4 separate regions of the Mus musculus genome follow, and all the other regions are linked to region 3. The links are chromatin loops, found by intact Hi-C in ENCODE. Cell type or tissue: left cerebral cortex. All regions are shown on one strand. Links, peaks and the distances in the headings refer to the core of each region. The heading gives the core; the rest is flanking DNA. Region 1 holds the start of Rmdn1 (regulator of microtubule dynamics 1). Region 2 holds the start of Ggh (gamma-glutamyl hydrolase). Region 3 holds the start of Wwp1 (WW domain containing E3 ubiquitin protein ligase 1). Region 4 has its middle 30 kb from the start of Atp6v0d2.

Evidence for each region. Hi-C counts contacts between places; a loop is a spot of excess contacts. Peaks named below come from ENCODE experiments on the same cell type or tissue, not always from the same donor. Only the 100,000 strongest peaks of a DNase experiment are listed, where the experiment ranks them.
Region 1: a loop joins it to region 3, with 2.9 times the contacts of the local background. A loop is called at or near these places in 13 of 42 quality-filtered maps.
Region 2: a loop joins it to region 3, with 4 times the contacts of the local background. A loop is called at or near these places in 15 of 42 quality-filtered maps.
Region 4: a loop joins it to region 3, with 3 times the contacts of the local background. A loop is called at or near these places in 21 of 42 quality-filtered maps.

The regions. Positions count from the first base shown.
Region 1 is chr4:19,570,497-19,578,386 of GRCm38, forward strand. Rmdn1 (regulator of microtubule dynamics 1) reads left to right here and starts at 4,570. Exons shown (of 10, transcript NM_025476.6): 1 at 4,570-4,831. The coding sequence starts at 4,718. In left cerebral cortex, for the core only: a CTCF peak has its summit at 4,485 (motif pointing right); DNase peaks (open chromatin) are centred at 4,571 and 4,962; H3K4me3 peaks cover 2,303 bases; H3K27ac peaks cover 1,359 bases.
Region 2 is chr4:20,038,102-20,045,991 of GRCm38, forward strand. Ggh (gamma-glutamyl hydrolase) reads left to right here and starts at 3,951. Exons shown (of 9, transcript NM_010281.2): 1 at 3,951-4,181. The coding sequence starts at 4,073. 4930598A11Rik (a long non-coding RNA gene) reads right to left here and starts at 3,803. Exons shown (of 2, transcript XR_881147.2): 1 at 3,127-3,803. In left cerebral cortex, for the core only: no CTCF peak of the experiment used is centred there; a DNase peak (open chromatin) is centred at 4,076; H3K4me3 peaks cover 1,485 bases; H3K27ac peaks cover 299 bases.
Region 3 is chr4:19,706,044-19,713,933 of GRCm38, forward strand. Wwp1 (WW domain containing E3 ubiquitin protein ligase 1) reads right to left here and starts at 2,961. Exons shown (of 25, transcript NM_177327.5): 1 at 2,796-2,961. In left cerebral cortex, for the core only: no CTCF peak of the experiment used is centred there; a DNase peak (open chromatin) is centred at 3,138; H3K4me3 peaks cover 2,340 bases; H3K27ac peaks cover 1,127 bases.
Region 4 is chr4:19,948,398-19,956,287 of GRCm38, forward strand. No RefSeq gene overlaps it. Among named protein-coding and RNA genes, the nearest start is that of Atp6v0d2, 30 kb to the left of the region's middle. In left cerebral cortex, for the core only: a CTCF peak has its summit at 3,807 (motif pointing left); a DNase peak (open chromatin) is centred at 3,794.

The sequences.
Region 1 (7,890 bases), core at 1,818-6,817, 130 kb before region 3:
GTGTGTGTGTGTGTGTGTGTGTACAAACATGCAAGCAAAACATTCATACATGCAAAGCAAAACAAATAAACCTTAAAAAAATAAAGAAAGAAAACAGATCTGGACAAGGAAATAGTGTGAAATGCCAGCTCTTAAGCATCCTTCTGTAGAGCGTACACCTTCCCAGAGTAATTTTACATGCTTATTTTATTTAATATATATTTATTTTATTTGGTCGTCACAAAAGCTTTGTTATGTGTTTAGCGCCACGTGCCTTTTCATAAGAATGGTGCAAGAAAATACTGTGAAATGTGGTAGGTAAACAGTTGTTCAATTTGCCTAAAGTCATCAGATTATGCTAATCTCAAAATGCCTATGGTGATGGGTACTCAAAGTCACATCCTTCTATTGAATGAAAATTTAAAATATCTGCTGGAAAAAAATGGGATAAAAATCAACAAAGACAAACGAACAGTATTACAAAAGTTACTTCACTTACATTGGTGAGGGGAAAAAGGCGGGGGGGGGGGGGGACACTCAATAGAAAGGACTAAAGAATGGAATGTGATATGTAAGCTTCCAGAGGAGAAAGGTCATCTCAGTCTTACCCAGCAGTGAACCCTAGAGCGCCAGTGATGAGCAGCCTGGAAAGACATGCCCTTTGTGCAATAGTGGCAGGAATATCATGGAAATAACTCACCACTTTCTGATTGGATTTAAGTTCCACTCCACTCCACAAAATGAAATCCATACCTGGCACTATTATCGAGGCAAAAACAACAGCTAGGCAGGTCACAGACCCAGGGGAGAATCTACTATAAATATTCTGCTCAATGGACAGAGTATCAAGTCAGCTCCTAATGGCTTTTCGTTAAACTCATAGATTAATGCACCTCTCCGCTCTCATCAGAGCAGCTTCTGTTTGCAGCCGTGGTGAACAGAGTCCCGCAAATGTCCAAGGCACAGAGGGTGAGACTAAGGAAAGCATACCCCTAAATGGGATAGTTGCATCATGCCCCCTCCTTCCAAGACCCAGCAGTGATCATTAAAGAAGACAGAAAGCAAAGAATGTAAGAGCTAGAGTCTTCTGGGCAGTTTTAAATGTGAGCTCACTGCAACTTTGACAGCCTGGAATGACCTGCAAAAGCTCAGGTTGGACAAATTCTCAGCATGGAGAGGGGCAATAGGTATAAAGTCTCACTCTTAGCTGTATATTAGTAATGTAGTAGCAACTGAAAACTGCTGGGAGAAAGTGAGTTTGTTTCCTTCAAGAGATTGCCTCTCGTAGGTCAACCATGCTCACCTTTAGTCTACTTTGGACATAGAAGGATCCAAAATAAGATGTAAATTAGATATGACCTAGTCATATAAAGCAAACATTCAAAATCCTTACAGTGGGAAGAGAAACTGCACTGCTAGCCACCTAACTTATCATTGTCCCTTACCTTTTACTTCCTCTTCCCTAATGGTCATAGATTTCCATCTACTTTTCCAGAGCAAAAATTTGCATGTTTATTTTACTCTACACAAAATGCTGTGTCCCTAACACCCCTCATGACTCGCTTCTTTGGGTATTAACTCAAAAGTTCTGAGTGAAGCCTTCTCTGGCCATTATCCAGGTTAGGATTGCAATGTTTGGCTGAGGTCATAGTTCAGTTATAAAGTACTAAATGCCTAGCACAAACAAGGCTCTGTGTTCAGTACTGGACATTGAAAGGGGGGAAAATTAAAATAGAATTGCAAACATTTACAGAAATACATCTGTAGCCCTTTCTCCTTCACCTTCCTAGCTGGCATTTTGCACCATCTATCAGTACATATACTTAAGTATCTTACAAGTGTTTCTACTTTTCTGATTACTAGAAGGTAGAAGGTATATTATATTTAAAAAAGGGAGGGGGCATGGTGCTGCTAGGTGTGAGTGGAGAAGGCCCACTGTAACTATGAGGGAGAGCATAGTAGGATGCATAGTAGGGTAGGGGGGAGGGTATGCCAGCCAGGATGGCCTGTAATAGGTAGTTGCTGAGAACCTGGCTACCAGCATCTGCTCTGATATGTTAAATGGGCATCTCAGTTAGCCATTTGTCTAGGGTTTGAGATCTACCATTACATATACACAATACACATTTATTGAATGAATGGAAAAAGTATAAAAAAATTTAACCCTAGTATAATTGAAAAAAATCAGTCATTGAGATTATAGCATAATGAAGGCATATGTTACTAGTTCCTCCAAAATATAGTCCAAACCATTGCAAAAGTCAAATTATGAATTAATAAATGGAAATATATTTAGGAGGAATAAGGAGAAGTTTCTTTGAGGAAGTGACACACTGATAATGGAAAGATAAATTGAAATGAGCCAGGTAAGAAATATGAACTCATATGAGGAAAGGAAGATGGCATCTGATAGTATAATATGAAGGAATAGTGGCAGAGAAAATATCATGTAAGGAAGCCTTTGGCCCATTGTAGGGTAAGAAAAGGCAGTGGACCTGAGTGAGATAGACACATATGGTATGTGGGGAGGGGGAGAGGAGTCAGGGAATGAACCACAAGACTCGGGAAAGATAGCAGATAGTATAGTCTGTTTGCCAGGCTCTTCCTTTTATTTACTTTTCTAACAGGGTTAGGGATCAAACCCAAGGCCTTTTACATACTAGCACTCTCCCAACATGCTACATCACCAGCTCTTTCAATCTTCTTCTTGAACAGATCCCATTACATGCTTGATAGTATAGCTCATACTTTCAAGGTCCTGGGTTCAAAAACATGCACACAAAATCGTCATATCTTGCCAATAATCAGATAAAATCATATCAAGAGCCTCAGTGTGCAAAGGTGTTGTAAGATATTTGATCATATTGTGAACCCCAAGATTGTGTTACTTCCTGAAAAAAAAAATCTGTTTCTAGTTGTGGTATGGCTCTACCTGTGACACATACCTTTAATCCCAAACAATGAAGGCAAATTTAGTTTGTAGAAGAAAGCACCCATGTTTGAAAGTAAGGTTTAATTGAGAGGTAGACAAAATGAGAAAGATTTGACAGAATAGAATTTGCCCAACTCTCACCAAAAGAGGGGGGCAAGGGAAAAGAGGCTACTTAAGAGAACAGCACAGAGACAAAAGGACAGAAGGCAGTTTTATCTTCTCATTGAAACAAGGCAAGCACTCTACCAACAGAACTTTATTCAGTCTCTAAAGTAATGATGCCTAACTATTGAAAACCAAGTAAGATTGCCAGACAAATTTAGGATACTGAGATAGATCTAAGTATTGAATAAGAACTAGAATGTGGGGGGTGGGGGAGTGAAGAAAGTGCCCTTGTCACTCCAGTACCAACTCCAGAAATTCCTGCCCTGCTTCAAAACAAAGCAAAGAGAGTGTGTCTTTTGGATTTGCCAAAGTTTAGTGCAAAGTTTGTGAACCCCAAGATTCTGTTACTTCCTGAAAAAAATATTTACAGGCACATTTCTCCATCATCACTGAAATGAACATGATGTATGTAATAGCAAAAGCAATGTCTCATGTCTCTACACCTGGGAAGCTTGCTCCAAACACATGTTCTATCCCTTTTCTCACGGGCATGAGCGATTTGATTCTGGAGAATTCAAACTCGTACTGAAGCACATCTTCCTCATTTATAACTTGCAGTTCCTATCTACACCTAACGATGAATAGCATAACGGTTAAAGGACATGAAGGGTCCCAGCACCACATAGCACCTTTAGTAAATGGGTATTTAAGTAATTTAAGACAACAAATAAAAGTTAAATTAAAATCTGATTTCTCTCTCTCTCTCTCGGATATAACCTGTCTTATTTTTTATGTGTCCCTACCCAGGAAAGAACTGGGGTATCTATCTGAATTCTTAAGATGCAGAGTCTAACAGTCTCACTCAGTAGTTCAGACTAGACTGGAATTCACTGAGTAGTTCAGGCTATCTTTAAATCAATACAACAGCGCTGAGATTAAAACAATCAACTTTTTTTTTTTCTTTTTTGAGACAGGGTGTCCGGGATTCCATGCTAGCACTCAGCACATTATATAGCTCAGGATGACCTTGAACTCCTGATTTATGTGACCACCTCTCGAACGCTGGCATTCATTATAGGCTACCACTCCAATCGAATGCAGTGCTGAGAACTGAGTCCAGGACTTCATGCAAGCTAGAGAAGCACTCTGAGCTCTGGCTATGGTAGGACTTCTTTTTCTGGTATTTCCTGACTAAGTCTCATGGGGCTTTGTTTCTTTCTCTTAGTTCCCACCACCTCCAGGCTCTGGATGTGTTTTTCCACCCTCCTCCTTATGTAAGATAATGTAATTCATTCAAGTACTTATTTTCAAAAAGTACCATAAGTGCCAGGATTCACTTTACTGTTGAAGACTTTAGGACGTTATAGAAAAACTACAAAACAAAACAAAACAAAACAAAACAACAACAACCACAACCACAACCACCACAAAAGCTACAATGGACAGTCGCTGACAGCCAGAGGAGGGCTCTCGTCCCTCGCCTGAGCCTGTTGTGCGCATGCGTGATGGTTCCCCTCCACCCATTTCTCCCACCCGGAGTTATTTCCGGTCTCTGGAAACCGAGGCCCGGAAGCTGCGGGCCGGCGTGAAGGAGGTGGTGCTGGCCGACCTCTGGAACTCCGTTCCGGAGCTGACTTTCGCCCCGCCCCGTTTTGTCAGGTCCTCCAGCGCGTCGTCAGTCCCGCTGGGAAGCTGTCAGTCATGGCGCTGTCCTCGCGACTGTGGCGTCGTCTCCCTCCACTCCGCGTCTGTCAGCAGACGAGGACCTGGGGCAGCCGTGGGCGCTGTGGCGCCTGGGGAGTCCGCGCTTGCGAGGTAACCCGCTGTCCTGGTCCTGCTCGCTCCATCAAGCAGGGCGTCGGGGGCGCCCCCATCGCCAGGTCTGGAGGTGCGGCACCCGGCCCGAGGGTCGTGGAGCTTCCGCTTTGCAAACCTCCGCTGAGACAGCTGGCCTCATGACTGAGGGGTGCGTCCTCTCTGCCCTTCCAGTCCCAAAATAGAACGGGAAGGTGAAAGAACTTTGACCGTTTTGAGAAAGTCGACCGTCTCTGGACTCAGGTTATTACCTCGGGCAGCTCTGCCCGGTGGCTCAATGCTGTAGTCCCAACTACTGGAGAGTCCAGAGAAGGAGGATCGCAAATTCAAGGTTGGCTTGGGATGTGTCGAGCCAGTTCAGGGCTAGTCTGGGCCATTTAGTAAGCGCTTGTCCCAAAATAAACAGGAGAAGGAAAAAAAAAAAAGAAAGAAAGAAAGAAAGAAAGAAAGAAAGAAAGAAAGAAAAAAGTAAGTTCTGTGTTAATAAGCCTTTGCCTCGCACCTGGGGGCAAAAATATTTGTGATGTAACTTTGAAATTGTCAATAAATGAGAAAATTTATTTTTCAGTAATTATCCTTCAGTTTCTTGTTTTTTATGCACGCCAAAGCTGTTCAGATTTTTAAAAATTGTCTCAGTTCTGCTGTTTTTATTAGACAGGCTATGACTGTATTCTTGAAAAGGGATGACATCGGTCCCTAAGATATATTTCTCATAACTATTTTGCTAATTTTAAACCCTAAAGTACGGCCTATAAATGCCTGTTATAAAGAAACAGTTACTATCCATGGCGTGTGTAGGTCAGGAATCTAGATATGGCTTACCTGGGTGTCTAACTTAAGATCTCTCCTGAGGTTTAGTCAGGCTTTGACTGTTGAGGCCTCCTTTAATATCTTAGGGTTTTGTTTTGTGGACGTGCTTGTTTACTTGTGTTGCCAGGACTCCCCTAAGTGGCTATGCTTGGCTTGAGTTTAATATACACCCCAAGTAGTTTTCTTGCTTTAAGCCTTCTGAGTCCTAGTACTCCAGGTGTGAAAATTAAACCAACAACCTAACTTCCTTTCTCCCCTTTTAAAAATTCAATCGTTGTGTATTATGTGTTTCACCTGGATGCATGTATGTATTGCACCAAATGCATGCCTAGCACCTAGTTACCATGTCAGTGCTGGTCCTCTGGAAGACGAGCTAGCGCTCTTAAGCAATGAGCCACCCCTCCAGCTTTTCAAGTTTTGTGTATGTTTTGGTTCTGGTTTGTTTGTTTTTTGTTTTGAAAGTTCAGTTTCTGAGGATAAAAGGAGGAAGTTCTGCTTCCACACGCTCGCTCATGTGGCAGTAGGCAGGTAGTTTATCCACATTGCTACTGTTGCTAAGTTTTCTCAAAATGGGCAGGGGGTGGAAAGGAAGAGTCGAGAGAGTGTGACCTTTGTGGACTTCTAAGCACTTAATCTTGGAAAGGAAGTAAATCCGCAGGACTTGTAAGGGAATGGAGCACGCAGGGCATAAATTGCCTTCTGACACTCAGATTAAGAAAAGTTTATAGCCCGAGTTGCTTGATACTCTGCCCAGGGGAAGGAGAGAAGGGGACACCCAATGTCATTCTCTGACCTTTACATCTCACCTACTTACATCACACAATCATAAGTACAGAATAAAGTATTGTGTTTCTGATTTTAGTGTAAAGATTATAGGAAATCAAATAAGGCATTCAAACAGGGAAGTCATTTGACCAGATTTTCACTGAAAAAAAATAACAGTGTATGGTCAGAATGGATATGCAAGAGATCTTGGTGTAGGCTAGGTGAGAAATATGGCTTGCACTTTGGTGAAAATGTAGATAAGTGGAAGAATTCCAAGAGCTTTAAGGATATAGAGTTATAGCTTCATGGAAGAGGTTAAGAAGGCTCAAGTAGAAAGATTTAAGTTCCTAGCTGGAGCAGCCTAGAGCAATTTAAGGGGAAAAGGAGAAATGTGCTCTATTTTGGACTGGATTCAGAGGGCCAAGTTGACATTTGGATAAGTAGCTCAGGAGGTGTGCAGTTACCTTTTGAGATCCAGGCTAAAGAAAGGAATTTGGGAACTTTTAGCACAATGTTTAGTTTTGGTTTTGAGACAGGGTCTCTTTGTAGGTCTGGTTTGCTTGGAACTCACTATGTAGACTAGGCTAGCCTTGAACTTACAGAAATTCACCTGTCTCTGACTCCTGAGTGCTGACATTAAAGACAAATGGCAGCACATCTGGTTCGTACATATTTGTATTTTAAAGCCGTGGTAGAATGTTGAAAGTTTTAATATTACTCCAAGAAGGAGCCTTTGCACCCAGCACAGACAAATTCTAACCTTTAAAAGGAAGATACTTCGGCAAAAATTAGAAAAGAGGAAGAATAGTGATATTCCTTTCAATCTAATGAGTTTTTTTTAAATTTCTGGATCTAAAATTGGTAAAATTAATGTTGAGGAAAATTATGTCAGAGCACATACTTCTTTTACATAGGAAATATTTGTAGGAATTGTTACTATATTTCACTGTCTGTGAGTGTGTTTGGATGCGTGTTAGAGTGCACATGTGGAGGTAGGTCAGAGAATACCTTGTTTCTCCTTTCATCATGCGGCTCCCAGTGATTGAACTCAGGTTATAAGGCCTTGGTGGCAGCTTCCTTGTATCCACTGAGTCATATGCTCCCTTTGAGGTTTGGTTGTCTGTTTTAAAGAACTCATTATAAAAAGCATTGCATTCTACTGTAGAGGTACAAGGTGAAGTGGTATCTTCTAGCTGTTGGATACATTCTTAAAGTTAATAGCATTTTTGAAGGTGTTCTGGGTCTTTGATTTTTAAGTATAGAAATATCATTTTCATCTAATTTCCCAGAGATGAATAACAGGTTGCTTCATATTAATCAAACTGATAAGAAATCAGGAGATGAGCTGTTAGCTTATGACATTACAACGAGAAATATAATCATTCAATGGCTATGCATCCCCCATTTAAGAAACCTGTGTGTTACTTAACCACAAAAAGTTGGACATTCTAAATGTGCTATTTTCTCTAATTACAGTACTATAT
Region 2 (7,890 bases), core at 1,768-6,767, 330 kb after region 3:
TCTATGGAGTTTTGATTCATATTGCTCTGATGGCTAGTTGGGTTGAATTTTTTATGTATTTATTAGCTATTCGTGTTTCGTCTTTTGAGAACTATATACTACTGAAATTGTAGACTAGGATGCTTGATTTTTGTTATACATTGAGGATCTTGGTATATTTTAGATATTAGTCCTTTGACAGTTATATAGCTAGTTAAAGATCTTACCCATTCTGTAGCCTACCTTTTCACTTGTTTCTCCTGTCTCTCAGAGGCTTAATTTCATGAAGTCTCGTAATGGTTTATCTTAATTGCCAACTTGATGGGATTTAACATCACCAGGTGTCAGGGGCCTCGGGACATATGAGAGGAACAACAAGCACGTTTAGAACTCATGGAAGGCAGTCCACCTGTCAGCATAGCCATGATGGGTGTGCCTCAGGAGAGGCAGAGCCCTGTGGATTACTGTGCTGAAGACTTCATGCTGTTACTGAGTACCACTCTGCTTACTGACCTTGAGGTCACCATGTCTCCCATAAACCATCAGTTGTATGAAAACTCTAAGGGGGTTTGTAGCCCCTCACTGGGGATTGTTACTAGTAGTTATGATAATAGTGGTTGATGTTTTCCAAGTATTGCTACTGGAGCAAGTTAATGATTCAACCACCCTTAGAAAGAATTTGGAGATATAGATTGTTAGTAAAGTTAAGATATTTTTGTTAGTGGCTTTGGTGTAGAAATCTTGGGGAACAATTTAAAGTTTAGAAAGGCACATTCCTGATAGTTGAGCAAGGGACTCCTTGAAGTCCGGGAACAAGAACAATGGCAGCCTGCTTACTACTAGGTTATTACAGGATGATGTGCCTTTCTTGATAAAGATGGGTTGATGATCAAAGGTGATGAGTAATTTCTTGTACCAATTTTTGCCCTTGGCTACTTGATATGATTTAATAAAGAATTATTGGAAAGTGGGTGTGCACTCTGAGTATACTATAGAAAGACTTGAGTTTTTATATATAAAAGTGTAGATTAGTGATTCTTTTAAAATTTTTTTATAGGACTACTTTTTGAGGTGATAAAATGATTGATCTTTTTTTGTAACTGCAAAACGCAGCCTGACAGTAAGAGAACTGGCTGAGAAATGTATTTTGCTTGCTTACACTCTGTTAATCTGTAACAAATTGCTTAGACATGAATCTATGTGGGTCCTTGGGAATAATTGGTTTTTCACCTGTACTAGGCAATATGTTTTATCATGTAAGGGTATTGAGGAGCATGCTGTTTTCTTCTTTATATAATTACTCACCTAAAAAAAATGGAATGTAGCCACATTGCAATTTTTATACTGCTTGAAAGATTTTTTTTGGAGGGATATAAGATATGGGAGAAAAAAATAAAGTTGTTGGAGCCTCGCTTTATCCACCAAGTGTGTGTGCGTATATGCCTGTTTTACATTAGTTGTTGAGACCACATCTCCTCCTTACATTACTGAACTCACTGCCAGACCTGGCCTCCAGCAACCAGGGAGCCAGCAATGGTGGCATATGTTTTTAATTCTGGCACTTCGGAGGCAGATAGATCTCTATATGTTTCAGGCAAATCACCAAATGACAGCATAACAGGACCACAAAATAAGAGGATTCCTTATAATTCCTGGGCAGGTGTTTCAGGAGTGATAGCTTAAAGTTAATTGGTAAGGAGGGGGGCTGTTAAGATGATGACAGGGGAGGCCAGAGGAGCTTTCAGAGAAATCCAGCAAACAAAGGAAAATATGTGACTTTTATACTTAACACACACACACACAGACACACACACACACACACACACACACACAGCATTTCATTGTGTAACCTCTGCTAGCCTTGAATTCCACCTGCCCCTGCCTCTTCAGTGCCAGAATAGAGGTGTGTACACCAAGTTACCTGGTGGTTGTTGGGTTTTTGTTGTTGTTGATGTTGGTTTTTTTGTTTGTTTGTTTGTTTGTTTTTTATAAGTTTTGATGGCGGGTAAGAAGTTTTACATCATTCGATTTAGTTTGGGATAAGTGACAAAGTGCATGGAAGAGCCAGGTGGTGGTCAGCAACACAGATTAGTGACTACTGTTAGTCCTCAACATAGAATAGTTGCTTGATTTTCTGTCCCAGGGAGAGAGGTACAAGGTGCATGGTCTGATGTCTTTAGGCTGGGGGATCAGGCTTCTTAGGTCTCTGTTCTAACAGGCACTAGCATCTTGGCCTCTGTTTATAGCCTCATAGCCAATGCCATCATGTATGGGAGTGGAAGGGTAAGAGAGTTCATATGATACAAAAGGAAGCAAGAGAACCAACAGGGGCATGTGTCGTTCCACGTACAACAACCCCCTTTTAAGGAAAGTATGCACTCCCGTCAGACTTGACCCATATCTGTGAGATAGCAGCAATCTATTTATGAGGGTGGAGTCCCCATGACCTAGTTTAGTAAGATCATGTAGTAGACACATATTTATACCTTGAGAAGTAGTAGATTACAGAATACGTGACTTTCCACCTCTAGCAGAAATTACCTAATAGCTTCCTAAAACAGTTAAAAATAATTGATAAGCTATCAGAACTATTAAAATTTAACATGGCCAAACCCATTCGTTTTTCATTAATACTTGATTTTTTAAATGTTTTATGATGTTCATAAAACTTGATATCTTATGAAAACATCTGACCATCAAAGTTATGAATGGATACACATATAATTTATATTTTCATACCAAAGTCTAGTATTTCCCCTTTCCCCTTTGTATCTTTTCTCTATCTGGATTTTATTTTTGTGAATAATAGCAGATAATTTTCCTCCTTTGTGGATAGATGCTGCTCCAGAGGCATGGATGCATATTTGCAATAGATCCTTATCAACTCAGGCTCAATCCTGCTTTGCATTTTCTCAATATCTTTCGACACTCCAGTCTACAATAGTCTTGCTAAACTAAACAATGTATTGCATTTCTTGATGAATGCCAGAACCTTGTCACTAGTTTTCCACAAGTCACATTGTATGTTTTTCCCCCTAAATTGTATACCTCTTACACAAATAACACCATTCAAAATACCGTTTCATCTTCAACAGATTTTCTATTTTAACCTGGAGTTTAGTTGAACCTTGATAGGAAGAAACTTACCTTGTGCTGCTGGCTATGAGTGCATGCATTTGAACATTCAAAATATATTAGTCAACCTGAGTTTTTAACTGCTTAGCTTTGCTCTTATCATTTTATAAGATACTAGTGGTTTTCTGGGGTTGCTGGTAACAGCGAAGTTAATCAAGCACTTTGTATCGAGTGTGGCCTGGTATTGTTTTTTGGGGGGCTAGGTGGCAAGAATCAGCCCCTTCCCTTGACAGGGTTCTAAAGGAAAGGGAGACACAAGTACTCTAAGTACTCTGTGCTTTTTACTTCCTCCAGACATCCTTGTGCCCAAATAAATATGTTATCAGTGGTTTTTCGGAAGTGAACCCCTGTCCTAACATCGAATGCTGTCAGGATATCAAAGCCAGAAAACCTATGCGTTTATGCAGCATAGTTCTCTGGTAACTTCTAGAACCTTGCGGGCCTTGCTGCTTGGTTACCGCACAGAGCCAGGTGGGACCCGAGCTCGCCATCAGGTCCCGGGGTGGTCGTATCCACTTGGTGTAGGTGACCTCGCCAGGCCACATAAGAGTTCACAGGGAGCATTCAGAGGTCTCCACAGCTGCCTTCGCGCGCGTGCCACTCGCTGGGCCGCGGGATGCGAGTTGCAGGTCGCGCGTTGGGCGATGGACAAGCTTGGAGCACGCTCCCAGAGCCTTCTGTCCCCGGCCCGCCCCCGGCCCGCCTCGGCCCGCCCCCGGCCCGCCTCGGCCCGCCCCCCGGCCCGCCCCCCGGCCCCGCCCCCGCCCGGCCCGCCCAGCTCCGCACCGCAAGCACCCGGACTGCACTTCCCAGAGGCCTGAGCGGCGCGGCCTTGCGCGCCCTCGAGCTTGGCACCGCCCAGGCCGCGAGACCGCGCCCCAACCTGGCCGCCGGGCGCGCGCCTGGCTGAAGAACCTTTTTAAGTGGGGGCGGAGGCCGGATTGCGATTGCGATCGCGATGGCGAACCTGGGCTACCTGCTGTGCTTGTTGGGTTTGCTACTATGCGGGCTTTCAAGTCCCGGGATGTCCAGACCCTACAACCATGGCTCCGAGAGGCCCATCATCGGTAAGGAGGCTTGGGGCAGGTGTTGCGGACCGGTAGTCTGCGAGGCGCTCTGTTTCTCAGCGGTGCAGACCCCGCGGCGCGCTTCTCATCAATGGGACCTTATGCTGATGTCCTTCTAGAGACCTCTGCATCTGGAGGATCGGGATCCCAATGAAGGCTCAGCTCTTCGCTACTACTTGGCACCCAAAGCAGCTAGAGGCGGTCCCGTAACTTTTAGGAACCACAGTTGAGGCAAACCCAGGATTTGAGGTTTCCGTGCGGGAAAAGAATTTTAAGGACAGTCAGTGTGAACCAAGCTAGGATGTATCAGAAGTAGGAAGAGAAGAGCTCAAGTTAAGAAGGAAGCAGAGGAGAAATCGTGCTGTGGGTTTCTCAGAGAAGACTCCACCTCGGCTGACCTAGTGCTCAATTTCGTAGTTCAAGAAGTTTCCAGAGGATCTCACTCTTTATTCCTGTTCTCGTAGTCCATAATGATAATTAAGATTATAGGACGGCTGCAGAGGTGCCTTGAATAAGATAAGAGCAAGGAGCTACTAGTGTTGCACAAGGGGTTAGTATGTGTCTTTTACTGTACATGAAGTTTCCAGTGAAATATCAGAGGAAATAACAGAGAAGGGAGAAAGACCTTAAAAATGTTAGTTTACTCTTGAGTGTTAACTGGTGAGAGGATTTAGTCAGATTTCAGGGTGATGGGTGCTTTTCCTGACCTGTGTTTCCACCATTTTCCCTGCCTTTCCAATCCCAGAAATTCTGCACACAGGTAAAACTTACGTTTCTTTGCTCCAGGACATACATGAAGATACAACACACACACACACACACACACACACACACACACATACACACACACATGAAATAGGTAAGAAACTAAAGTGTGTCCTGGACTTGGACTTTGCCATTTTTAGCATCAAGTATCAACATCGACTTTGAGGATTTGAATATTCATTTTATCTCAGCCAAATCGTGACATTGTTTCTGTCTGGCATATTTATGTTTCAATCAGGGTAAAACTGGTTTGCATTCATGTCAGACATTTGATAGCATCCAAGGAGAAATCAGCCTGTAGTTAAAGTTGACAAAAGAAATTTATAGGTAGACAAATGTAGGAATTTGACATTTATCTTATTTTTTTCTTCCTTGAAGTTGAACACTAAAGAGAAACTAGAAACTTGTTTTATGTATTCAGGAGTGGTCCGGTTTTCAAGTGGGTGGCTTACTAATATTTGGAACCCTTCCTTCAAAGCTATTTCCATAGATGGGTAGATTCTTCAAGTTGAGTCATGTAACATATGTAGTGAATTGCGTTTGTGGATCTAGCGAATAGAAAAAAAAATTAAAAGATGACAGGAGATTTTGTTTCTTAGAATTTTGGCAACTCTAAGTTGCATATAACAAAAGAGAGAAAGTATGGTTTTGGCTAACCTAATCAATTATGTTTTCCTTTTATACTTAGAGTTTGTGTGTATACATGTGCACATGCATGTGCATGCTTCTCACATACACCTATGGAGGTCAAAAGACAACTTCAGGAGTCAGTTATCTTTCTCCACATGAGTCCTGGGGATCTAACTCAGGCCCTCAGACTCAGCAGCAAGTGCCTTTACCTACTGCTAAATGATGGTGAAGCCACCTCTCCAATCAATTAAGATAATATTGTCGATTGGGCATGTAATATGGATACTTTATTACTGTAGGAAACACAAAGTATTCAAAGACAAGGAAGCCACAGAAGTGGTGAAATAGCCTAAAGTGTACAAGCCATCATTTGGGAGCACATGTTGAGACCAGGGCATACAATCTGAGCTCTTTGCCTAGGAGTGAGGTAAAAAAATGAATGGGCTGGGGTGTGTTGTGGAATTAATTTAGTGTTGCAGGCACTTATATTCACATAATTCTGCATGCCTTCCTTGTGGCACCTCCTCTCCTGTCTGTGTCACTCTTTTCTATGATAGCTCTTGTACTCTTCTATTTTTGGCCAAATTTCACTTTCCATTGTGAAGACCATCTTATCTGATAGGAGAGAAACATTCCTACTAGATACATTTTGACATTTGATATTCAGTAGTGATTCATGTCAACTATTGTAAGAAGCCCAGCGTACAGGTGTGATTAATATAGATGATAGGAGTTGTGTCCCACTGAGACAGTTAAACTCACAGAGGCACAGATATCCAAATGAGCAGGCATGATAATTTTGTTGTTTGTTTAAGTTTTGGAGGCTAGGGATAGACCTAAGGCCTTGCACATGCTAAGCATATGTGACATGTTTTGATGAATGTCATGTGTCAGTAGTGTACTAGACTTGGGTTTCAGTGGTAAGAGGAGATCAGAGATGAGTGGGACAGAGCATGACTTCACAGAGCCAATGTAGAACCACTGAGGTATGTGAGGAACATGGTAGCCTCCATGCGTCTGTAATTCTCTGCTCTGTTACCTGTTGTCTTCTTGTTTTCTCTTACATGTTCCCAGTCTGATAGACTTCTTGCAGAGTTACAGGCTGGCTCATGACCTTTGCATGGTACTGTTTCCTTTGCTCTGAATCGCTCTGCTTTCAGATATGGGTGTGTGGTTCACTGCCTCAGTCCACTGATGCCTTTGAATAAGTGTTATGTCACACCTTCCTAGGGAGAACCTGTTCCACCTCTCTGAAGTCTTGTTCTTCTTTCCCAGCGAGAGTTGCCACCCTTTTACAGAGACATTGTAAATGGAACCCATATTTCATTGACTTCTTAACACAAGCACCAGCGGTCATCACTGGCCCTAGAATTAAATCTCTGTTGTTTGTCTTTACCACTTTCCTCTCCCACCCACTAGCATGAGAGCCTATAAAGTGGAGAGTATTTTCCTTATTACTGTGTCCTCGGCACCTAGTTCAGTGTCTGGAATGCAATGCAGCCAGTATTCAATGAGTGAGGGAATGATGGTGGGGCCAGCCTTATTCTGTGGAAACACTGAAGTAGGAGGCTTACTTTAGAGAGGAAAGAGACGTTTTAATAATCTGGGATGGGTTTGGAGAATGCTGGTTGCTTAGATAGTGAGGTTATTAGAAAGATGGCGATCAAAGTTGTTTGCACTGCGGCTTTGCTGACAAGGATACAACTGTGGCTTTGTGGGGAAAGGGATTTGCCCTTTATACATTTAGTGAGTTGTTTATGAATAGTCTTAATGTTGAATGAAAAATGTTGGGGCTATTATAACTTACTTTGGGAGCTTCTTAGATATTCATTGTGTGTGGTGGGTTGGTCTGATATTACTTGTATTGTAATGCTAAATACAGGTCCCTAAAGCCTGATTGCCTCCAGAGACAGAGAGTGCACATATAGACCTAAGTTATGCTAAGTGACCTTGTGCTCCAAATTATTCCTGATAAAGATGCCTACAGCCTATAGCTGGGCAGAATTGGGATAGATAATGCTTGGGGTTCCGGAGCTTGGGGGTGGTGAAGACGAGAGGAAGGTGGAGAGACGAGAAGACTCCATGTGGTGAGAATCATAAAATCATGGCCATTAGAGACATGGAGTTAAGAGCAGCCCAGATGAAACATAGTAAGTAATAACTCGGGGTTATCAGTAGGAAAGTAGATTCTAATAGCAGAGAGGGTAGATATTTTCCCAGCATTAGTGCTGATAAAGGCTTATGATAAATTAAAGGTCAAATGTGCCTTTCATCTTGGAACTGAATAATCAAAGGTGACGTAGAAGCCACTGAT
Region 3 (7,890 bases), core at 952-5,951:
GGTACTTCCACAGTGAGGGTTATTAACTTTCCAGTAATTCTAAAAGCTGTCCCCAGCACAGCAGACAGCCTATGGGTTTCATGCAAGAGCTTCAGGTAATTTATGGACTCCCCTAAAATCACATCCACAAAGCATGGTTGCACATGACCTATTAATAGATTTCTTTAGTTTCTTTAGTTAGTAATTCCCCAAAGCCTATGAACATCATACAGGCCTGCTAAAGATAACACTTCTATGCTACCATCACTTTCCCGATGGACATGGGTCAGAATCATTATTTTAACTTTAAAAAAAACAATTATTTCAGCTGGGCATAGTGATGCACGCCTTAATCCCAGCACTCAGAAGGCAGAGGCAGGTGGATCTCTGTGAGTTCGAGGCCAGCCTGGTGTACACAGTGAGTTCCAAAGCAGCCACAGCAACACAGTAAGACCCCGACTTCTAAAAAAAAAAAATTTGTGAAGGGAAGAGGATGTGTTTGTGTCACTGTGCAAGTATAAGGGTCAGAGGACAACAACTTTGGAGAGTAGATTACTTTTCTACCAAGGGGGTTTTATGATCAAGTGTAGGTCACCAGGATTGGCAGCAAACACCTTTACCCACTGAGTCATCTTGGCAATTATTTTAACTTTAACTTGATTGCCAAATTCTATCCTGCTTTCCTGTCCTTTCCACTTGGTCAGACCCCTGCTATCTGTAATGATGGAAATCCTGGGGTAATTTATGAATTTCCAGGTTCCTCCTACCTCAATTCATACTACACAATGCCACTAGATTAATTTTTCTAAGCCAAGGTGTAAAATTGTTTCTTAAACTCAACAATCTCCTGTGGGCCCCACACTGTCTAGTAACCTGAAATTCATCTCAATTTAATAATAACTCTTGGGCCAAGAGTGGTAGCGAACCCTTTAATTCTAAGGCTGGGAAGGCAGAGGGAGATAGGTAGATCTCTGAGTTCAAGGCTAACCTGATCCACAGGGCAAGCAAGTTCCAGAACAGTCACATCTACGTAGCAAGACCTGTTCCAAAACAAAACTAAAGAAAGAAAAACCACCTTGTTACTGGTCTTGGTTTTTATTTCAAATTTTCTTACCCTATATCCGAAATCCTGCAGACTCCATCCAAACCCTCTTAGAGTCCTCTACATGAACTACAGTTCCTTGTTGACTTCTTGTCATCCTTCATGCCACCCTTCAGTCCAGAGTCCTCAAAATACAAAACCCCTTAACTCATGTAAGAAGTACCCTCTCTGAACTCGACTTGAGACAATTTTATATATTTATGAAACATACACACACGCACACAAAGGTATTCTGGGCATGGTGGCATAGACCTATGACCTCAGAGGCAGGAAGATGGCAAGTTCAAGGCCAGACTGGGCTTTGTAGTGAGATCCTGCCATTTATTCACAGGGACATAAAAGGAGCATCGGTATATAACCCAACACACATACCTCCTCCATAGCCTGCAAAGACAGAAGCTGCTAACCATTTGATCTACATATACCTCCAAATACCTCACTGTCATGCAGTTGATGCTTAATAATTGTGCAAGGATGTAACAGAAATTTCAGCCAACTCAAGAGATTACCATCTCTTTGAAGGCAAGAGACCTGATCAGCCATGCCCTGGGTTTCAAAAGTACAGTGTCTTAAAAGCAGCTCTACATTTTACGTGAAGAATTATTTGGAAATGTTAATAATCTATGTCTCAAAGAGCTAAGTCACATTTCTCAAGCATCTCAATTTCAACAGCTCCAACACTTGGACATTATCTTTGAATTTAAAATGTTAACTAGTTATTTAAAAAATGGTAATTTTCAGTCAGCTTAAGCACATAGTTTTATGGCTCAAGGAAGTTAGATAAATGAAAGAATGTCTTTTTTAAAAGGAGAGTTTTACTAGCAGTTACATACAGACTTGGTGAGACATGTTAAGTGGATTTATACATAAGCAAAAACTCTTACAGAAACCTACAGACAACTGTGAACAGGGTATTTCATCAGGGGTAAAAAAAACACCAAATGGGGAGTGGGAAGGTAACTCTGGCATTTTTTTCCATAACTCTAAGTAGCGGCATTTTAGGGGGAGGAATTCAATTTTATGCACACAAAAAGATGAAACATTAACAGGGAAAACACAGACATTTGTGAAATATTTTATGGTGGACGAGTAAAATATTTCAAAAGCATAATAGATACACCTTCTTTTTGGTAATAATGAAGAGGAATCGCTTAGAGCAAAAGAACTTACAACTCCAAACCGATGAGTAGAAAGCCATACAGCCCTAAGCCACAAACTGATCATTTAAGGACTGTAAAGGCTAAAGGCGACGGGCAAAGTACCAAATCCTAACAATACTACATTTTAAAAGAAGATTTAAAGGAAAAGGACCCAAATCACGAGATGAGGATTAGAAAATTTTGCAAGGTCACTTGAACCTACCAGGTCACCAAAGGTGGAGATTAAGATTGTTGGTGAGAGGAGGTGCGGAGTCAGTGAAAAAAAAAAAAAAGCTGAATGCTAAAAACGTGTCAGAAAAGGACGTTCTGAGGCTGGCGTCCCGGCTCGCGCCGGTGGGATCCGGGTGAAAGTCAGGGCAGCAGTTCTGAGGCGGGGAAGCTGGGACGCCAGCAAGCCGCCGGTCAGGAGGCTGAGCACTGCAGTCACCGAGCCACTTCGCCGGGCTCCGGTGTCACCCGCACAGGCCGGTGCCAGGGCCAGCTCGGGGCAAGCCCGGCGACCCCACCCCGGCGAACTCCGGCCCGGCCGCCCTCCAGAGCCCCGCTGTACTTACCCGCGCAAAGCTGCGGCTCCCGGGGCCCGCAGCCACCGCGGCGGCGCCTCCTCAGCCCTCCGCGCCCAAGATCGCCATCTCGCAGCAGGCGTCGGCCGGGCAGCTCAGGCCGCCCGCAGCCACTCGGATCCCGCACGCCAAGCGCGCCGACACCCGGCCCTCCCCCCACCCACCCCGGCCTACACCTCCCTTCCTCGGGAGCGCGCAGCGTGCTCGCGACTCCGCTGCCGCTGCCGCGCACGGGCGCGCCTCCCCGCCGGGGCCGCTCTGAGCCTCTGGTCCAGACCGGGAATCCAGCTGCCCTCGAGCATGCGCAGCGAGCGCGCGCCCAGCCCGCCTAGGGGCCACTCCGCTCCTCCGGGTCTTCCAGGCGGTCAGGCGGAGAGGCACGCCAACCAATAAGGGAGAGGAGGTGGAGCCAGAGCCGGAAAGGGGGCGGGGCAGCCGCCGGGAAGCCGGTGGTGACTTGTGAACAGCAGCTACCTGGTCTGTTCAGTCAGCTGCAGAGCTTCCTGCATAACCTCAGGGAAGACCCTCCAGGCACGTCCGTGCTTTCGCAGCCAAAGTAGGCTGCGAAGGAAAACCCCTTGACCTCGCTTTAATATTTGATTTAGGGTCCATTAGTAATGGTAGTCACACGAGACCATTGTGTTGGTAATGAAATTGTTCCTTTCTCTTGGCACCACAGTGGCCCAGGGACAAAGCTACTACTGATTGAGCAAGTGCATATATCCCTTTTCGTACAGTTAATGGACACAGTAATTCTGAAAGGTAGCTGTCTCTTGACTCTTTGACACAATGAGTCAACTGGTTTAGAAAAGAGCTGTTGGTAATTTACATTGCGAGAAAGGTCACACTGCAGTGTAATGACCACATTACTCACCATATGGCCCGCCATTCTACTTCAGAGAAAGAACAAAAGTTCTTCCAGAATAAATAGTACATTTAGCCAAACACCTCAGCTAGACCTCACAAATTAATTTAAACCCACCCCAGAGCCGACTAGTTCTCTTGTCAGAAAAGTTCACGAATCCTGGCTTCTTGTTGCCTGTGACACCTTTAACTTCACTACTCCATAGGTAACAAGTTCTCAGCCTAATCACCTTGTAACATTTCTGTTCTAAATATCTTGTTAACATTAAACCACCTTTCTGATTCACTCCGTTGTTGCTGCAACTTTTGAAGAAGAGAAAAAAGTAGTCTACCAAGAAGAACACTAAGGCTCCATGAGTATTTGTAGGACTCAGTAAATACCACTTGAATGAACAAACGTTCATTCTTTTCCACTCTGGTCCATTAGTTACTAGCCCCTAATTTTACATATAAGTTAGGGGCATATGCCTATGGTGCACAAAAATCTCTCAAAAATGTACATGACAATTTTACTTTTCTTCAACCTATTCCTCTTGCTGTGATAAATGACTGGTCCAAAACAACTTAAGGGAAATGGAGTTTACGCTGGCTCATACCTAGTGACCGGAGCTTGAAGCAGCTGGTCACAATAAACCAGAAGTGAGGAAATAGAGTGAGAGGCATGCTTATCATGCCTTTGTTGCATATAGCCCATGGAATGGCCCTGCCCACCTCAGTTACCAGAAGCAAGATAATCCTTTGAAGGCAATGTCAATAGGCCATCTCCCAGGTGATTCTAGATTCTGTCAAGTTTCCAGCGGACACCAAACATCATGTCACTCTAATGCTTAAGGTCATTGGGCACAGTAATAACCTGTCCACAGGTCTTATGACAACGTGCTTTTCAGAGCACCTTCAAGCTCATATGCTATTTGTAGTGCTAGGAGATTACTGAATGTGTCCACTTGGCTGTGTGTTTAAACTGTGTTGCCTTTACATTTCCTGGACCCTTTTTTCCCCCCTGTAAGATCTCTGTAAATAAATGTACTAGCTGCTTCAAAATGCTCTTCACAGGGGCCTGCCTTTCTCCAGAGCGTGTACAGACTTCTCCTTCTGCCTTCCTGTCTCAGTCTCTCACTCCTCCATTGGTTCAGACTTTCCCTAAGGCCCCAAGAGAAGCCCCTAGGTTCTCCTATGCCCTAAGTTGACGCCTAACATCAAATATGTGTTACTGTTGAATATTTTGTAGTTTCTAGTGAACACCGTTCTTTGTATCTTCTCATCAATCATTTCCCTTGTCCTTGTTTACTGTCTCATGTTAAACCTGCCAAGGTAATCACAGAGTGCGCGTTAAGTTTAGCCCCCCTGAAACACATGAACAAGGTGCCGTGCAGAGAGAGTGTAGGCTTAGGAGACACATTGCTGGGATCAAAGCACAGCTTGGCCACTGCAGACACAGTCTCACTTTCATGACCTTAGAAACTACCTATGAGGCCTCTCCTTTCATTTAAAAATCAAGCAAAGCCCACTGTAAACTGTATTTTAAGACTGCATTGATCCATGAAAAAAAATGTGTTGACATTATACTTTAAAATATTATATTCGATATTTACATTTTTTGTATCACTCTTCATAGGAATTAAGCTGCTTCTGTGGGCTCTGAAAGTATTGTGAGCCACAAGCATTGCACCTCTGTTGCCTAGTACATGATCCAGCCCAGGTGCCAGCACAAGCTATGAGTTACTTGATCTGATTATACCTAAGCTAGAAAACTGGTATAGTGATAACTACATGACATAGTAAAAAATAAGTGATTTGCTACAGGTACAATACTTACAGACATCTAACACATAGGCTAGTCTAAAAACTACTGCTGCTGAATATTACCAAGTTCCACACATCACGGCTTGAGATTACTGTGCAGGTGATCAAGGTAGAGTCCTTGTGAGCAAATATGTACTTATTATTGGTCCATAATTATCTGCTTTCTAACAGAACTATTCACTGTTTCTTCATGTAATGTAAATATTGATGAAGGTGAAACTTTTGTCTTTGCCATTTTGTTTCGTTTTGACTTTGTGAATTCATTTCATCTTAACAGCATATAATTTGTCTGTTTTCTAGTTGCTTAACGATTTACCTTTTCACTAAACAATAAGTTAGCATTTGTTTTAGAATAGTTCATAGTACTCTCCATTCTATTTGTCTAAAAACTTTTCTCTATCAGTAGTGGTCTTAAAAACTGTGCTCTCAAATTTGTAGATAGTTCTTTCCTCACAAACCAGAACCTAATGTGCTTCTAAGAGGGCCCACAGTGTGCAACTTGGTTCCAACATATGTAACAAAGCTGAATTGTTACTCCTGACATTGTATCATAAAAAGACATTATAAGTCCATGCCTCCATCCTCTCAAATCATTAACAGCTGCCAAGTGGCAAGAACATGCTTAAGCTTCCTATGAAGGACCACATTGTAAGAAACTATGCCATCTTGCCTGCGACCAAGAGGGACCCAGGGACCCCTACCAATTACCAACCACTTCAGTGACTCCAAGACTTCAGAGAATGTCATCTTGACCATGGCCTAACAGAGATATGAAACAAAAACCATTCAGTTAAGTCTTTCACATGCCTGACCCACAGAACCATGAATGGAATGGAATGGCTTTGTTATAGTTCAAAGCCACTAAATCATGGGATATAACTTCATATCCAGTAATAGAAAGCAAGTTCCCTAAACCAGTGGTTCTCAATCTGAGACAATTTTGCATTGCAGAGGAATTAAGTGATGTCTTAAAGTTGCCTCCCCACCCCACCCCTGTGTGTGTGTGTGTGTGTGTGTGTGTGTGTGTGTGTGTTCCTTTTATTAGGAAGTTGGTTTTGACTACTGTCTAGAGGATGGTGTTAAACATCCTTTATGCACAAGATAGCTTCCATGCCCCCATAAGAACCAATCAAAATTGTCCAGCACTGTACTAAAGTAACGTTACCCATTTTTCCTGTACTTGGCAGTGCCACACAAAACAACCTGCTGCTCCCTTCAGGTCCACACAAGTCAGAGAAATTAAGATGACAGCAGACTACTTGCCTCTGAGCAACTCTCTCCTACTTATTGTTAGGCAAGACATAGGGTATAAAGAATGTTAGACTTAAGAGTTGTTAAGAACCAGGCTTGGTGGTGCATACCTTTAATCCTAGCACTTGGGAGGTAGGGGCAGGTAGATCTCTGTGATTTTAAGGACAGCTGGGTCAAAATAGTGAGTTCTAAGACAGACAGTGCTACACCATGAGACAATGACACCCTGATTTAAATAAATAAATAAATAAATAAATAAATAAATAAATAAATAAATAAAAGTTAGGAATAAACTGAAGCAATTGTATCTTGGAAAACTGCATCTTATTCACATATCCGGGTTCTTCCATGAATCAGAATTAGTACACACACACACACACACACACACACATTAGAAAAGTGGTTCATACAATCCAGAAGCAGGAGAAAACGCCACCTTGTTCAATGAGAAAGAATCAGAAAGAAGTTTACACATCTCGCCTTTTCTGTCCTGTTGGCCTCTAGCCAAGGTTGGTGCTCTCTCACATTCAAACTAAGTTTTTCCCGCTATGCTTGAAACACCCTCATAGACAAACTCAAAAGGAATGATCATCCTGAGTTCCTCCTCCTGGTTCCTCTCCTTCCTTCTTACTCTTTTTCATATTTTTCTTTATTTTCCTGAGATTTTTGGGGTTTCCTGGAGACAGAAGTTTACGTAACCTAGATTAACCTTGAACTCTTTATGTAATTGAGGCTGGCCTTAAAACTCTCATCTTCCTTTCTCTATCTCCCAAATGTTAGGATTATAGGTGAGACTGAGCTCAGATACAGTTAGCTTTCTGCTATGGTCAAAGTACAAGTTGATTATATAAGTGTGAGAACAAAGAGAGCTTAGTTTAATTAGCCATCGGCAAGGCACCTGCACAGTAGATCAAGGGAATGCCAGTCAGTTAACAGTCAGCCAATAGTCTCAAGGTCAGCTGCTATGTTAGTCAGTGTTCTCTAGAGTAGCAGAATGAATCCCCTCATCCATCCATCCATTGAGAAAAAGAGAGAGAGAGAGAGAGAGAGAGAGAGAGAGAGAGAGAGAGAGAGAGAGAGAGAGAGAGAGAGAGGTGGGGATTTATTAGAATCACTTACAGGCTGTGGTCCAACTAATCTAGCAATGGCCAGCTATGAATGGAAAACT
Region 4 (7,890 bases), core at 1,478-6,477, 240 kb after region 3:
AACAAGCCAAAATTTTTTTTTTCTTGTTTTTCCTAGATAAACTTATTTTTGTTTAAATACCAGGCATTCTTTATTAGTCTCCCTGCTAACAGACCTATACATGATCTGGGTGATGGGTGGTATGTGGGAATCAGTGAGCTATGCTCAACTGTAGGAGCTGTTAGAACAATCTTATAGGCACCAATAAGGAATGTCAAATACTTTAAAAAAAATATGTGTCTTCTACACCAGACCATGGGTTAAGTCTTTTGATATAAAAGAACATATAAATTAGCCAGACAAATAAATCAAAACAGGCAAATGTTTTGACAAGCAGCTCATATCATAAAAATACAGATGGCTAACAATGTTCACATTCACACACACACAAAAATGTTCAATTTCTTCCATAATATGTAAAATAAAATTTAAATAACAAAACGATTGTGTCTGTGTGGGCATGTATGTCACAGTGTATGCGTGGAGTCTGTTTCCCCACATGAATCAAACTTCAGTCTTCAGGCTTGGCTGTGGGTATCTTTACCCACCAAGCCACCTTCCTGGGCTGATAGTACTCTGAACTCTCCAGTGCAAGTGGTGGGAGATCACAGGCTAGTAGATACTTGATCGCACTACCTCATAGGAATGGGGTCACTTTGGAATCAGTATCCACTAAAGTAGTAATGCTTTGGCTCTTTGTAGCCACCAGCGGTCATGGGTTACTGGTTTCCTGAAAGAAAAAATGGGGTTGATGGGAAAGGCAGAGTGGGAAAATCAGAGAGAGAAATAATGAGCCAAGACACAGTTCTCTGATCAAGGCCCAATGTTTACTTATGAGTCTTAGCATATAAGGGCCAGGGGCATCTCTCCCTATGCCAGGATCTCATGGTCACTTTGTCAGAATCTGTCAGAAAAACAGGCTCAGCCTCTCAGCAGGTAGTGGCATCTTGGAGGAAACTGTATTTGTGTCAGGACAATAGACTTTACCTAGGTTGGAAGTCTCCACCCTAGGTGGGCTAGCAACTGTGGCAAACCAGGTCTGAGACAGCCTGCTCAAGGCTGAGGCAAGGGCACAATTCCTCCCTTTTTATTTATTAAAAATTAGCTGGACTGGGGCATAAAATTTATTTATGCTCCATGGTCCTGCCTGCGAATTATGGTGACTGGTGACTGTGCTTGGCTTCAGTCTGAATGTCTATACTCCTTCTGACCTGTCCCTAGGTGGGCTAACAACTGTGGCAAACCAGGTCTGAGCCTGCCTGCTTAAGACTGGGAGAGAGGGCACAGCTCTTAAATTCACAGTGGCATTTCTAGAAATTACTCCTACATATTATTGCCAAATGTGCAAAAGTCTATAAAACATCATTACTTATGTAACAGAAATCACAAATTAATAGATTTAATAATAAATTAATATATTTCAAAAATGCTACATCCAGGAATTGGAAATATATGCAGATATTATAATGATAGAATAAATATGTATGTTAGAGTGTATGATAGTTCATTGTTTTAAATTAAAGAAAGAAGATGTAGAAGGGTCCTGCATTATGACATCCTCAGTGTGACAAACATGTCCTCAGAAACTTGATCTGACTAAAAAATACAGTGATTGCTTCTAGAGAAAAGCAGGATATTTGGGCTAAGAGGGAAAGGTTTACTTTCATTTTACAATTAGTTTGGAAAATGTTTAATTGATATATTTGCTCTAAATATACAGGAAAAAAAGGAAATGCACCTAAGAAGTAAGACTGGAAGAAAGGAAGAGGTTGCAATGCGGAACACATCCAGGATCCTAACGGACAGGACTCATCTGCACTAGAGGTTCCCAGGGTGCAAAGAGCAGGCAAGTTTGTAATGCTAAGATGTTCTAATTTCTTCAATCAATTAAAAAATGATGGTGTGTGTGTGTGTGTGTGTGTGTGTGTGTGTGTGTGTGTGTGTGTGTGTATGAAGGTATCATTTCTCCAGTGGTTTTTGTTGTTGTTGCTGCTGTAGTTCTTTTGTTTTTTGAGACAGGTTCTCCCCTGACTTGGTACTTACCAATTAGTCTGGACTGTTTACTGACTGAGCAGCCTCGGGGACTCTGCCTGTCTCGAGCTCTTCTGTGGTGAAATTGCAAGCATGTGTTACCATAACTTCTTCTTGTGTGGGTTCTTGTGTTCAAAGTCAGGACTTTATGGTTGCAGGGCAGGGACATTATCAAGCTTCTGAAAAAGTTTTAAAAATAAAAACATCGAACCTGTACCTGTAACCTGTCACACCCGCTCTTGGGAATTGGAGTCAGGGTCAAAATGTTGACCCAAGTCTGAGGTACATAGCAAGGCTGTGTCTCAAGCAGACACAGCAACCACAGAGAATAATCATGTGCTTCTTACCCTAGCATTTCCTAAACACTGTGCTAGGAAACTGCCAAAGCTAAGACGTGAAAGACATTACCCAAGATCACCATGAGGCACACAGAAGATCTAGAATCAGGAATTTGGGATTCAGTCATTGACTTCTGTGTGAATCCAAGAAGTAAGAATGCAAACCAAAGCCCGGGGGATGGGGGTTCCTTCCCATGCATAAGATATGTAAGTATGAAAATGTTTTCATGTGATGAATATAAACAAAGAAAAATTTAAGAACATAAATTAAGAAATAATGAGAAAAGTAGGCTTTGAATGCTTATAATTTATGTGCAAACACAAAGAAAAAATAGGGTACAATTTTATGCAAAGTTGTACTGTAAATATTACTCATCTCCACAGAGAATCAACTCCCCCTTTCTTTGTAATTTACTGACCTGCATTTATCACACTGCCAGCAACATAAGCTTGCCAGCTAAGCTCCTCCAGCCCAAAAGCAGGACTCTGTCATGGTGTCCTATCACCAGAGGATACTCCATGCAGTTAGAGGATCTTGAAGAACTATATTATAATTTATGCCAAATGTCATATGTCAGTCCCAGAAAATTTGTATTTAGAGAGACTGTTGTGGACAAAGGGATCAGGAGAAATGTGTTCAAGACAAAATGGGTCAGGACCATAATAAGAGGGATACAGGCCATCATGTCTCTGCAGAGGGCTTGGCACTGAGTCAGAAGGTCTCTCAGTTCCATGGTACAAGGGAGCTCATCAGAGTCTAGAGGGTCAAAGCTGAGAACACTAGGCAGAGGCAGTGGGCATCTGCAGTGCGACAGTGTTTGCAGAACATTGCACATATGAGCTCATAGCAGCTATGTCTAATGCGTGCCTTTCCCCTCCACAAGGACTCATGCCGTTGTATGTGCACGTGAGTGTGTGCCTGTGTGTGCGTGTGCATGTGTGTGTGTGCATGCATGTTCACAGGTGCTGACAGAAGCCAGAGGAATGAACAGAATCCTCTGTAGTGGGAATTTCGGTGCTATGAGCCACCTACTGCGGATACTGGGATCTGAGTTCCACTCTTCATAATTGGACAGCAGCAAGCACTAACTGCTGAGCCATCTCTCCGTCCCTAAATTTGTTTTTAATTAAAAGAGCTTGGAAGTTCTCAGCAGTTCTCAATCTGTGGGTTGTTACCCCACTGGGGATCTCACATTAGATATCCTGCATATCAAATATGTATATTACAATTCATAATATTAGTAAAACCACAGTTATTAAGTAGCAATGAAACATTTTTTTCCATTGGAGGTCATCAATAACACGAGGAACTATACAAAATGGTTGCAGCATTAGAAAAACTGAGAGCCACAACAGTTCTAACCAACAGTTAATTAGACATACCTCTCAGCATTGCTGGGAACCCTGACCAACAAGGCAGCTCACATTGGAATTTTGACATCACTCTGCCATCTTCTGGTGAAACTGCAGATTGCAAATCAATTTCTAAACACTGGGTTTCTTTATGTAAATAGAGAATGCAGTCTTAGTGGAAATAATATCCAGACTAATAAGCACGTTAAACATCATATTCACTTCATGAGTTCCTTTCAGTAATATTTTTATGAAATAACTCCTATTTATTCCTAGTAGAGAAAAAGAAGGTATTCTCCTGGATGATAATAGCAACTTACAGTTCATCACTAAAGTAAATTACATTTTGTCACGTTTGATTATCTCATTTATCATGTTTCCATGTCTTCCAGTGCATATGGAGGCTTCTTATTAGTAGTAGTACCATTTGTCTGGAAGAAAAACTGTTTGTGAAACTGCCGTGATTTGAAAGCAGAATGAACAAGAAGGGCACATGAAGAGTATGTGAAAAAAGAGCACTCCCTCTCAGCTTTTGGATAGATAGTCACGCACCTCTTTACTTTTTTGAATGAACTTCTGGAAAACTGAGAGAAGAATATGGACTTTATCCTTAGTTACTATAAATATTTTTGTTTTGAAATAATACAATTCTTACTTTGAATATTTATAAAATAACCATATCTTTGTCTCCTTCTTAGGCCTTCTCTTTCCATTTTTTCCTCCAGTATTCCTAGTCCACTGAATTCAAATGGGTTTTACTTTACTCTTATTTATACTTATATAAGGTGCTTAACAACATTTATAATAAGAAAGGGAGGAAGGAAGGAAAGGGAAGGAAGAAAAAGGAAGGAAACTGCAAGAAAAAGACATCAAGTCCCTTAAAGCAATGATGAGGCGAATTAAATACTTTTACTGAATTGGTGTAATAAATAGAGTGTGTTTGGGAAGGCTTAGGACGTGTGTTGCTAGGGGTGTGCTTTGAGGTTTCAAAAGCCTATACCATCATACCCACTTAGTTTTCACTGCCTCCCTCTTGCGGATCAGATGCACACACTCAGCTGGGGCTCCAGAGCCATGCTTACCTGCCTGTTGCCTGCTTTGCCACCAACCATGCTGGTCATGGACTAACTCTCTGAAACTGCAATCACCAAATAAACTTTCTTCTATAAGTGTCTGTGGTGTCTTATCACAGCAAAAGAAAAGTAACTAAGCCATGGAATGACTATGGAACTGGAATTGTTTTGTTCAATGATCTTTAAGGAAATCCACTCGAGAATAAAATTATGTCGGGAAATATTGAAATGGGGTTCCTGAAGCTAATACCCAAGAGAAAAAGACAAGGAAGATGGTAATTTGAGAAGCCGGTTCTAAGGCAGGGATCAAGTATTTTCTCCAGATCTAAAAACATAGGTCTCAATTTCCATCAGTCATAAGTTGCTATTATGGTTTGAATACTGAGTCCCCAGCTGGCTTGAATGTTTTTCCTCAGATGACATCTTGGAAGACTGTGGAATCATCAGTAGATGGGTCTAGCTGGAAGAAGTAGATAGGTAAAGCTTAGCTTCCAACCTTACAGCAGGGCCCCAGGATCCAGCACGGGTCTCTGTTTTACTGTTTACAATGATGTGAACATTCTTTGTCACAATGGCCCGTGCTGCCATGAATAAATCTGCTTAGCCACATCCTTCCTGCCAAGATGGACTGAGACACTCAGCCCTTCCTGCCTTCGGCTGTTCCTATCTGTTCTGTAGTCACAGAAAAACACTTGCATTATGCTCGCTGAAAGGTATGTTCAAACAGAACCCGAGTCCTCATTTGCAGTAAGGTACTCCCTGTCCACCTCCAGATGTGGTAAAGGTAAAGATGTACAGACAAGATTGCTTTGAATGAGGATCAACTTTAAGTTCAATGGCAGAATTCTTATAAAAGGTAGGAAAAAAGCTGGGTATGTAGTTCAGCGGTACAGTGATTGCTCAAGTCTGCACAGGGACCTGGGTTTTACCTGTAATTCTGAGAATAAAACTGGAAGAGGGGCACAAGAACTCACAGAAAGGAAGGTAAACTATAGACTGAGGCAGAAATCTAAGGCCAGAAGCCAAAGGATGCCAGTTTGTCAGCCACACCGGGGAGCAGGTAGACTCTGGCTCAGAACCTCCCAAACAGAGGACACTTGGTACCAGCTGAACTGGAGTGATTGAGTCAGATTCTGCCGTACTTAGGCACCAGTTTGTGGCAATTTCTTACTGCACAAGCTCTGAATGTATGTGCTCCCTAGATCTCAGGCAACTCTACCTGAATTCACATTTTAGACTTCAGAAACTTTGCCAGTGAATTTAATTCTGTCAAGCCTGTGACCCATGCGCTTGAAGGAACTGGCTCCTCCTCGAAACATGTGCCGTCTCATGAGCCTGTATACACGCACATAAATAAATTCAAATTTTTATTTAAACAGTATAATTTATAATATAAAATATTTATTATTATTATTAGGCTAGACTTGGAGTATTAACTAAAATCATACTTGACAAGCCAGGTAACTGATAGTTCTACTGCCGTGCCACTCTTATACCTGACATGTTCAGTGACAGAATTGTCACTTGTGTGAGTGCATATTGGCCTAGACTTTAATGTTAAGCAATAGCCCAAATTAAAGCAACCAAAGATTGATATATTTCAACCCCAGATTATTATGTCAGTCAATGGAAATAATTGTTTCTAAGGACATAATAGGTAGCAAATTGTAACAAATTAGAAGACATGGGGAGGTATAAATGCACAGCCCAATTCAGTAGCATGGTTCTCAGCAGCTTTAGAGGTTTCTGGAATAGAAGGGGAAGCTTTACTAAGACAACAGGACATTGTTTGAGAATTCATACATGCATGTAATAAGTTTTGATCAAAGCCATCCCTCTTTAATCCCCTTGAATTCATGTCTTTTTCCCCCAAACATCCTCCCTCCCAATTTCCTGTGTTCTGCTACTCAAAGCACTGAGTCCACCTTGTGCTGCCTGTGTGTACATGCGTGTAGGATTATCTACGGAACATGTACAGTGTACCAGGAGTTATATTCCTAAAAAGCCCAAACAAACCTCACGCTCCTTCCTCCTCAGCCTGCAACTGTAAGACTTCATGAGCCCCCTCACCCATCCTTGCTACAATTTTAGATGTGTTGATCTTGTGGAGGTCATATTCATGCAGCCATAAGTGCAATGAGCTGCTGTGTGTAATGGTTCTGTCCTGACTTGCCAATGTAGATGGCTCTAGTTCTTAATATTTCTACCTCAACATGTTCCATGATGATCTCTGAGCCTTTTTGGAAGAGAGTATGGTACACATGTCCCGATTAAAGCTGAAAACTACATGGTCTCATGATCTCTGAATGTTGATCTGTTGTGGGTCTCTGTGTTGTTATCTACTGTAAAAAGAAGCTTCTCCAAGGAAGGTTGTTAGGTTAGAAATATAAATTTTAAAATAAAGAATATCAGGCATTGTTGGTAAGTATCAATAAGGAAAATATTAATGAATATGTGAATATTGAATTGTAAATGATCTAGGAAAATCAAAAGACAAAACTTAAGATCTAAGAAATAGAGCTTAGATAAACACATAATTAATAGAACTTCTATTCTACAAAATTCTAGAAGAAAAAATTTCAAAGCTAGAGAAAGCTAAAGTAACCCAAACACAAGAGGAATTTGGAATCACAAGTAGACATGGTCAGGGAAGAATCTCCTCACATATATTAACCAAGTTGTCAGAAATTCAAAACAAAGACACAGTATTAAAAGATGTAATGGAAAACTCCCAACTTCCATAAAAAGGCTAAAACATCATAATAACATCAGGCCTCTCATCCAAAACCTAAAATCAAGCAAAGCATGAAATGATGTGTTTAAAGCCCTAAATTTATGTAACTACCAATCAAAAATGCAATATCCAGAAAACCCATATTTAAAATTTAACAGGAAAATAAGAACCTTTCCAGATACGTACAACCAAAGACAGCACATGGTCAAAGAGCCAGAGCTGCAGAAGATACATAAAGAAATATTATTCATAGAGAAAGTCTCAATTATGTGAGCAGAGTAAAAGAAGAAATGTCATGAGAAATATGTGTGTGAGTGTGTTTGTCAACTTTTTATTGCATTTTTATGCACACCAATCTCATTTATCTCCCCATCTGCCCTCT